2 separate regions of the Homo sapiens genome follow, and region 1 is linked to region 2. A link is a contact called in ENCODE Hi-C or POLR2A ChIA-PET data. All regions are on one chromosome and are shown on one strand. The core of a region is the stretch at or near the end of the contact, and the rest is flanking DNA. Distances in the headings are between cores, read along the strand shown.

What was found. A loop is a pair of places that touch in the nucleus more often than their neighbours do. ChIA-PET counts read pairs that join two places held with the same protein, here RNA polymerase II (POLR2A). Pooled maps may share reads with other maps.
Region 1: a pooled map shows a loop between it and region 2 (2.6-fold over the local background). The contact joins two enhancer-like sites. A Hi-C loop is called at or near these places in 6 of 50 pooled maps. POLR2A ChIA-PET finds 5 or more read pairs at or near these places in 4 of 52 experiments (CD4-positive, alpha-beta T cell, activated CD4-positive, alpha-beta T cell, activated naive CD4-positive, alpha-beta T cell and 1 more).

The regions. Positions count from the first base shown.
Region 1 is chr6:90,154,535-90,159,695 of GRCh38, reverse strand. The region is part of intron 4 of BACH2 (BACH transcriptional regulator 2); the gene reads left to right. Among named protein-coding and RNA genes, the nearest start is that of BACH2, 140 kb to the left of the region's middle. RefSeq lists enhancers at 1,883-3,082, 3,116-3,260 and a cis regulatory region at 3,188. Within about 2 kb of position 2,660, at least 2 of the 41 ENCODE cell types and tissues checked have a DNase peak (open chromatin) inside an H3K27ac peak, as active enhancers do.
Region 2 is chr6:89,939,493-89,944,487 of GRCh38, reverse strand. All of the region lies in intron 7 of BACH2 (BACH transcriptional regulator 2), which reads left to right. Among named protein-coding and RNA genes, the nearest start is that of GJA10, 48 kb to the right of the region's middle. Within about 2 kb of position 2,992, at least 11 of the 41 ENCODE cell types and tissues checked have a DNase peak (open chromatin) inside an H3K27ac peak, as active enhancers do.

The sequences.
Region 1 (5,161 bases), core at 1,411-3,910, 220 kb before region 2:
CAATAGCTATGGGCTCTCAGTTAGCCAGCTACATCTGATCTAGAGAAAATAGGTTATGTCCCTATTTTGAAAAGAGAATTATCTGCATGGCTCAATGCTTTGTGTATTTAATAGTTAGAATTCTGGAAGAGATGTGGACTTCCTTCCTGAGCAATAAAATATATGTATAGTGACCATTTCTTAATTCTCTAGAGAATGCAGACAAAGGGATTTGTGTAGTCTATGAGGTCTGCGTATATAAAAGTTTTCCTTTGCCTTTAGTTGCCTTATTTTACTTTTAGGATGTTTTGTTTCTTTTCTTATACTTCCATATATTTTCACTCTTTTCCCTTTCTTTCTGAAACACATATTCAGTTGTCTTAAAATCAAATCAGCTGTGCAGTGGATACTGTATTTGGCTTTTTCCACATGTGTTAATTGTTCTGTTGGCTTGTTTTGTTTACTGTTTTTGCAGACCTGATTTGCCATGGTCCGTGCCTTTCATTCTACTAGACCACGTAGTTGATTTCCCAGTAGGGAAACGATTCTGCTGTCTTACCCAGTAATTAGTTATCTCATTTCAAAAGAGACAAGTTTATCTGAGAGGACTTTGTCACACGTTAAATGTCTGCTTTAGAAGATAGAGCCCATTTAGTTACTTGCCCATCCATGTGGTAAAAGAAATGCATAATTAGTCACCATGGAAATTAAGTATTTGAAGGGCAGAAGATGGTTAATTCGACCATTTATACTCAGCTATTGAGAGATTATGATGTAGTTTATTAGTGCTAAGAAATCAAATTAAGAGATGATATTTTTCAGCCCCATGAGGGAGTGGCAGTGTTGTTTATTTCTGAAGCATATTTTCATTTGCTGAGAGAGGACTTTGTGGCACTTTCCCTTGAATAGTTTTGTGTAACCTCTTGCTATGTGAGTAAGTGCCCCCCCCCCACCAAAAGAAGACACAGAGGGAGACTGAGTTCTGCCATCTCCATATCGTTACCTCCCTAGAATAGGAGAGGGAAGTAAATTCTGGACTCTGCCCTGTGCTCCTGGGTCTTTTCCCATCCCCCAGCTCAACCACCCGTCTCTCGTTACTTACTACACATCATGAAGCCCCTGCCCAGGCCCCTGATCCTGTTCAACCCTGTCTCAAAGCCACGCTCTTCCTGATGTCCCTTTCCTAGCTTGGCCTCTTTAATTATTTTCTTCCTGTCCCAATCAGTTATGACTGTGTGGCTTCATCTTTCAACCCCGCTCCTGGGTCTACCTGTGCCTTGCCTCCCACACCTGCCTTTCTTCTCGATGAGATAGTGTAAGTGAAATGGCTAGAAGTATGCATTTTGCAAGGAAGGGGAATGGCCATTTGATAGTCACACTACATTGTGCACCAAGGCATTTTAGAGCTTTTGTTTGTGTAAAACTTTATGTGAACAAATGGTCTAATATTTTTAAAATTTAAAAAGATGTTTGTTAATCTTATCTTCTGTTGTATACAACTCATATGGACTGGCTCCTGCCTACCTCTTTAGCTCCGTCTTACTCCAAGCTCACCCTCACTGTCTTCCATCTGGGGACAGTTTTTGAATGTGCCATACCCCATCCTTCTACTTGGCCACTGCTTGTGCTCCCTTTGTCTGAAATGTTTCTCCATGCCCCTTCCCCAGCAGCTCCATATCCCTTCATCAGAGAGGCATCACCTCCCCCTCAGTTAACGCTCTCATGACACCACATACCTTTCCAACATCGCACTTAATACAGTTGCAATTTTATCTTTATTTGTATAATTATTTCATTAATGTCTGCCTTCCTCATTATTGTCTATGTGCAGGCAGTTCCTGGTCTCTGTGTTTCTAGTGATCAGTACAGGAGTGGACATATAGTAGGTGCTCAATGAATACCTTTCAAATGACCATCGTGGATATCTCCAGGGGCTCACTCAATGGCCATTAGCCCCTTTCTAGCTGGTGCAACCCTGATTTGGTTGGAGTATTTCCTCTCCTCTAAGCGGCCATCTGCTCGGGCAGCTGGTCCCAGCCCCAGTTCCTGATCCAGTGGGTGAATTTGTTGTTAGATATACAAGATCTGGTCATCAGCTTGGCTCATGCACAGCGGTATGGGTTTCCCTGGAACCTACAAAATAGGACCGAAAGATGGAAAGAACCCAGGCCCTCGAGGATATCAGTGAGCTGTGGGCTAAACCAGTCCTGGGTTGGCTTTACTTCCAGGCAACTCTGTCGTGTAAAATAATAAATTTACTTACTGTTTAGGTCAATTCAAAGTTTTTTGCTTCTGAAAATAATCTGATGCAGAATATCATGAGTGAATGAATAAATTAACAACCCAATCTCACTTCTTCACAAATTTTTGTGCCCTTAGAGTTCCTTTGTAATTGTTTTCTCTTTTCTCATTTCTGTGAAGTGTTGGTCTACCAAGTGAATATGTTGATTGGCATTGAGCCCAATGCTAAATCCCAAATAACTCATATGTTTCGAAAAGTGTTTCCTTCCACTAAATGCCCCACACCTGGAATGTGAGCTCGTATTCTTCTTCACCTCTTGCCCTTTGGCTCTGCACTTTGTTCATACCTTTTTGGGGCAAGCTCTTCTCTAAGGAGGTTGAGAGTCAGGTTAAGTCATACCCAGCAATTTCCTGTTTGTGAGCCTTGAAGCTCTTGAAGAGTGCGGCAGGTTTGACAGAATCTGTAGGTGTTGTCAGACGTGAGCTGATTCATCCCCTTTGGTAGTTAATTCTCCAAAGGTCTCATCTCCCCAGCTACCATCCCTTCTTCTCTCTGGATGCTGCACAGTTCTTCTTTGTGTGAGGATGAGATTTTCAGGGCCGCCTGGGTCATGTATTCCATGTCTTTTTTGGGTTTTGGTGCATGTATTTTAGACCCTACTTTTCTCCATTTTTATGCAAGAGTTACTCCGTGTTGTTTCATAGCATTTTTGTTGTTGTTGTTCCTGCAGGGCTTTGAATGGTCCCTGTGAAATCTGCTGCCTTTCTTTTTCATAGTCCTCCACCTCAGCTCAATATAACACAACTTAGCCTAAGAAATGCAAGGCCCTAAGTAAAGACCACCTGAAATGCCTACTTGTTTGGTAGTAGAAACTTTGGTGTTCTCTCATTATTTTCTTTATTTCCCAGCATATTGGCAATGAAAACTAGACAATCACCCATTTTTGTACAATGCTCCCCTGAAGTAAACCATGAGAGTGGGGCAGCTAAGTAACCCATCTTTGAGAATGTTATTTTTGGCCATGCCATGTAGAAAAAGGACTGAATTTGTAACCCAAAAACTTGCATTCTTAAACCAAAATAGGAACAGTCCCACTTTGGCCAACCACCCTGGGCAAGTAGCACACTCTCCAAGATTCAGAATATAATTCTTACTGCCTACAGGGGTTGTTATGAAAGTAGAGTAAGATGCAGTGGAAGTGTTGCTTATGCCTGGGAAGTGCTATACAAAAGTATTAAAATTGTAAGGCTATAAAGAAAAACTCTTGTGAAGCGTTTTTTTTACACCACTCGATACCTACCTCAGTTTCCCTCCCCACCTTCAGATATGCAAGGCTGGTCAGGAGGTTGGGCCCCATGCACATTGGGATTAGGTCCCCTGGAACTTTTCAGGTGAGTCACTGCTTCATCAGATAGCGGAACTCCCTCACTAACCTTGGAATTCCAATCTTTTTTAAAACTTTGGTGATTTCCATTGGGGAAAAAAAATCTCTTGTAGTTAGTGATGAGGCCACCTCAATTGTCATCTGAGAATAGGACTTTATGCAATATTGACAACCCATCCATGACTTTTTTTAGTCGGCCAGCATTTTTGCACACCTGCTTGTGCCAGGCATTGTTCTCAATGCATGGGATGTGTCTGTGAACAAAACAGACACAAATTGCTGCCCTCTTAGAGCTTCTATTCTATTGGAGGAAAACAGAAAATAAGCAATAAACAAGCAAATTATAGTAAGTTAGAAGGTGGTAATTGCTAGGAAAAAAATTTAAAAACAGAGCAGGAAAGAGGAGGGCCAATTTGGGGATAGGAAGAGGCTGCAGTTTTAAATTAGGTGCTTGTTGTAGGCCTCCTATATTTCTAGTCTTTTGTTATTGTTGTTGTTTTTACAGAATGTTGTGATGATTTACTATTGCAAATGAATCATCTCTGTATAAATTAAATATTGCATGAAATGAAAGGAGTTCAGCTAAAGGCGAAACCTGATTGCTAAATGCTTGCAAAAGGATGGGAAGTTGCTCTAGCCCTTGCATGGCATTCTCAGGTTATCTATTCTTAGTTTAGTTTCCTTTTCCAAAAATGATGTTTATTATATAGTCTTCGAATGGAACATATCGCTGACACCTACTGCCATGTGTTTATAGTTAAACATAACTAGCCTCCCTTCTTACAAGACCAAGAGGTTCATCCAGAATGTTTCCCTTTAGAAGTCCTAAGAAGGCTCTCCTGGTTGGCTTTCCAGCCCATAACAGTGATAGATTTTGCAGCCTTCTTAGTCTAGCCATGTGGAGAAACCTGATGTTTTGGGTAATTCACCCCTTTAAACATGTGCTTTGTGTTTTGGTGGTGGTTGTTTGGGGCTGCGGTGTCTTAGGCATGGAGCTTATTATATCCATATAAATTACAGATCGCAGACACTCCGCCTCAAATAGCATTGGATTTATGATCCCTAGCTCTCCCTTTGCAGTGCCCCTTCTCCTCATGTCTGCTGTGCAACCTGACTTATGGTTGAGCCTGCTTCAAGTTCTTCCTGCCAGTTTGTCCCCTTTTCCGCAGTCTGCCTTGGTAGCTGACTGGGAGGGGCCAGCATGTGGGTTATCCCATTGTCTGTGGCTGTACACAAGAGGCTCTCAGTGGGTCTCTTTCTACGGACAGGACCCTGCCAAAGTAACACTTGTGCTTCCTGTCCAGTACTGACTAACGCAGTGCTATTCAAAAGGCAGGCTAGAACTAGGGCCATCAGAATGAACACGTTTTGAGCATTGGCAGATATACTTCCTCCCTTCCTGGCCTGTTGTTCCCCATCACTCACCAGATTCAGAAGGTGCAGTGCTCCTTGGGAGCAAGGCTGGGGCGCTTAGAGAGAGGGTCCCTTAAAGAGGAAGGGGGCTACCCTGGCTCATTATGAACTTTTTGGGTTCTGAACCTACCACTCATTATTCT
Region 2 (4,995 bases), core at 1,743-4,242:
AGAAACCTTGCTGGGCAGCATAGAAATCAGCCATATTTCTAATTAAAACAGTGTTTTTATGTTGTCTAGAACATTGTAAGTGTCTGGAATTCCAAAGCACATGTCTGTAAGACGAAACCATGTGACAGAGATAGATAGGGCTAATAAACAGAAATAATAATACCTTGTATCTATCAGGCAGTTGAAACTTTCCCAGGCACTTTCTCCACCTGTCATCCAGTTGTATTCTTCATAGCAACCCTGTAAGCTAAGTAGGGCAGGCGTTATCGCCCTGTGACTCCTAGATCCTCCAAGAACTTTGGGACAGACAGAATGAAGACTTGCCTGAGATCACACAACTAATTAATTGACGTATCACAACTGAATCCCAGGTGTCCCATATTTGTGCTAGAAACTGGACCATGAGAAGAGGGCGTGGAAGGACAATTGCGCGAGAAACATTTCTTCACCTGGGAGGGGAGATTTTGTCATTGCCATCTGCCCAGCACTGAGCTGGCTGTCCTGGTTCCAGCAGCACTGGAATCATCTCCAATGGGCATATTGCTTCCTCCCTCGACAGCTCCCTGGGATCTGAGGGTCTCCTCAGAGTACAGGCGTTAAAGACTTCGGAGAGCTGACCACACCATCAGTGTCTCAGGGTATCATGCTAATGTGACCCTACTCCCATGGGTTTCAATCAACATCTGGTAATAAAACCAAGAAATGAAGTAGGAAAAAATATTAACAAACTAGTCTTCCACTGAGATTTCTACAGGAAATATTTGTTTCTGGCTTTTTCTGCAAAATTTGCAGCTACTTTCCTGCTTTTCCAGTAAACTTCACCCAGCAAAGCAGAGACACTAGGCAAGCGAAATGTTTGTTGGGTGAGATAGATACAGCACCACTTGATTGCAACTCCTAAAAAAGATGCAGAGAAAACAAAGATCACGGGGAAATCTACCAGAGCAAGAGAGTCATCATTTGGGGATGAGAATTTTTTTTCCCTTCTTTTGTCTTATATTTTATGAAAGCTATATTTATATAATATGTAATTTTTATATAATACTTACAGAATAATCTATAATTATATAATACTTATATAATTTTTCAATGTTTCCTTTTAACTGGGAGGAAGGGGATGATGGTTTAGGCTGAAGAATGGTCGTGGCTGTTGGCAGGGAAGAGAAATAAAGCAGCCGATTTCTGTTTGGTGAGAAGGAAGCACCGGCATTCCAGGGCCCAGCCTACAGCCTCCCCTCTGCCTCGTTGGTGCAGACAGCATGCAAGGAGACATATGTAGGTTCCATGCACTGTCCAGATGTCACACCTGGACCTAAGAATCCCTGGACACACTGCAGGGACTATCCATTTTACTGACTGCTCAGGAGCTGGAGCCTAGCCAGGCGTGGTGGCTCACTCCTATAATCCCAACAGTTTGGGAGGCCAAGGAAGGAAGATAGCTTGAGGCCAGGAGTTTGAGACCAGCCTAGGCAACAGAGCGAGACCCTGTCTTTAAAAGAAAAAAAATGTGTAAAGCTGGAATCTCCAGAAGAACTAACCCTCCTATAGCCGTGCTTAGCAGGACAGGGCAGGTACCGTGCTAAAAACCCACCTCGGTCCTGCTGCTCCTGTCGTGTTCCAGAGGGGGAAGAGTCAACACTTTGCTGGGCTGAATAAAATCAACAGCAGCTTATTGTGCCAACTGTGGCACAGGCCTCTGGTGCCCTGTTTGGCCCTTGGCCTGCTGACTCAGTGGCTGCCCTGATTCTCCGATTCTCCACTGAGAACCAAAGTGGTAGACCCCTGGCTAAAGAGTGGCGCCCATGAATCCCTCGTGCCCTTCCCCTTATATGCAGCCTGTGTGTCCGGAGCTGTGTGTGGGTGGCTGAGTATAACTAGTGGGGATGGCGACAGTCCACAGGACTCTTCACCTCATCACATTGGCTGTTGGGACTCTTTAGGAAACCAAGCCACTGCTGGGAAGTGAGATCCTGGAGGAGCAAGTGTGTGGAGGGACAGTTAATAAGATGTTAAGCCCAACTGGGCCTGTTTGGCTCAGAATAATTATCTAGAAGGAAAAGAGGTGGGCCTCAACCTTCTTGATGTGTTTCCGCTTTCCAAGGTCTGTTGGCCTTCTCTGACTCCTCAGCCCCATTTGAGGAATGTTTTGAGTGCCGAGAGCCTGGGAGAGGCATGTCCTCCACGGGACCAAACAGTCAGTGGCTACTCCTTATTTCCAGACAAGATGTTCTTGGCTTGGAACTTATTACTCAAGAAACAACTTGGATGTGGTCAAGTTCCCACCCACCCCGACCCGGTGCCTGTCTGAGAACACCTCAGAGACCCCCGCATGTCAGTGAACATAAGTCCTCCCTTGCTAGAGGGGGAACCAAGACTTGTAAAGAGAAACAAGAGTGAGTTGGGGTTTTTTTCACCTGGGAGAAAGTCTATAGTTGACCCATTACCTTTTCCTCTGACCCTCTTTAAAAAGCAGATTGTGTTGCAGCAGCTCTGCTGAAGTGTTGTATGGCTTTTTGTCTCAAGGACTTTGAAACTAGCATTGGTGATTTTTTTCTTTTTCTTGGCAACTCTCCCTCCTATTCCCCTAGTGTTTTATATTCACTGTCTGGATGATTTAAATACAGTAGCTCTTGGTATAGACATCCTTTTGACTTTCCCTGTGGCCTGAACTATAGGGATATCTTCTTTCTGAGAGTAAGTAAACACATTTAGAGCAGAAGCAGAATGGCTTTGTTGTCATCAGAGGGAAAACTCCACAAGCCCCCAAAGCGCCACCACCTCTGCTGTGTTGGAACATCCACATCTCCAACAGACAGACCTCTGTGTTCCGGAGACACCGTGCAGGATCTGAGTGTGTTTGTTATCCAACGGGTATAAGAGGGAAATCAAACATTCTTTCATATCATTAGAAGCCCTGTGCAAACACAGCCCCGTGCACAAAGGCCTTTCCCGAGCCCATAACAAGGAACTGTTTGTCCTGGCTGCCTGTCTTTAGCAGTCGGAGCAGGGCCAAGCCGACAGTGGTGTCATGGGCCCTACTGCGATTTTGCTTTCTTGGACCAAAATTTTACAGGTGTCATGGGACAGAGCTCACCAGGTAGAAGTTGAATCAGATCACCTGCTGGGAACCTTCAGTAAATGCCACACTGCACAAGCTCGGAGCTGTGATGGAACCTGACAAAGAGCTTGCACCCAACCACAGAAAAGTCAAATGATCATTTTGTACATTTGCCTTTGTGCACGGGAATTGACTAGCCACACATGCCGGCAGCCGGGACTCGTGTCTGCCTGCAAATGATGTAACCAAAGAGAAACCTGGGCTCAGGATCAAATGTCTTCATCCTCACTCCCTTGAAGAACACAGACTTAACCCTGCAGCATCTGAACACTATCGAGGGGTTGGTTTCTTCACCCAAGAGCATTTTGATCAGTTCAGCCCAGACCCATATGTTTTTCTGGCTGCTGGGATTCATTGAGTCCATTTATTCTGTCTCCTAGAGTGGCACTGTCCAGTCCATTTGCCTCATGCTGCACGTGGCTGTTGAGCCCCTGAAAGTGGCTAGTCTGAATTATGATGTGCTGTAAGGATAAAATGTGCTTTGGATTTGGAAAGTTTAGCACAAAAAAAAAAAAAACTGTAAACTATCTCATTAATAATTATATTAGCTATATGTTGGAAGTATTTTTATCTATTGGGTTAAATAACATACAGTATTCAAACTCATTTCACCTGTTTCTTTTTACTTCTTTTAATGTAGCTGCTGGAAAATTTAAAATCACAAATGTAGCTCGTATTGTTTGTATTAGACAGGGCTGGGCTAGTGCTTGAAGGAAGTTTAGGTTTGTAGTGCCATCTGCTGGCTCATCCGGAGCAGACGTGAATGTAAACAAGAATGAAGCAATCTGAGCTAACCCACACGTTGTCTCTTAGCCTGGCAGCACACAACCTTTTTATTCCAGGAGCTTCTGAAGCAGGACCAGACTGAACCCAGAAGCTGCTGAATCCCCAAGAGCCTCGGGAAGGGGAGTGACAAACTGCTCAAAGGTGCAAGCCTGTGTCACCTCATGGGTGCCAAGGAGGCTCTTGAGATAGAGTAGTGGTTTGCTGCTCACCTTCCGCACTTGGGGCTCTTTCATGCAGTCTTTTTCACTGGTTGCTATTCTTAAGAAATATTTCAGGCCAGGCACCATGGTTCACCCCTGTAAGCCCAGCATTTTGGGAGGCCAAGGCGGGCGGATCACTTGAGACCAGGAGTTCAAGACCAGCCTGGCCAACATGGCAAAACCGCATCTCTACTGAAAATACAAAAATTAGCTGGGCATGGTGGTGCACACCTGCAATCCCAGCTACTCAGGAGGTGAGGCAGGAGAATCGCTTGAACCAGGGAGGTGGAGTTTGCCGTGAGTCAAAATCGTGCCACTCTACTCCAGCCTGGGTGACAGACCGAGACTCCATCTCAAAAGAAAAAAGAAAAGAAATATTTCAGGCCAGGAATAGTGGCTCCCACCTGTAATACCAACACTTTGGGAGGCTGAGTAGGGAGAATCACTTGAGCCCAGGAGTTTGAAACCAGCCTGGGCAACATTGTGAGACTTCATCTCTTTTTTTCCCCTTCTCTGTGGCGCAAGACCTCATCTCTACAAAAAAAAAAAAAAAAAAAAAATTTAATTAACTGGGCAGGGTTGTCCCAGCTACTTGGGAGGCCAAGGCAAGAGGATTGCTTGAGCCCAGGAGGTTAAGGCTACAGTGAGCTGTGATCATAACACTCCACTCCAGCCTGAGTAACAGAGCAAGACCCTGTCTCAAAAAAAAAAAAAAAAAAAAAAAAAAGAAATATAAGCAATCATTTAACAACATAGTAAGGATACAAACCCATCCTTCAGGAGACTGCTGTCCTCGCTTTAGATAATGCTTATTTGCCTTGATTTGTCAAGAATTGGAATTTGTCAAGATTTGGAATTTTGCTGGCAAGTACCTGCATCCAATGTCTATTG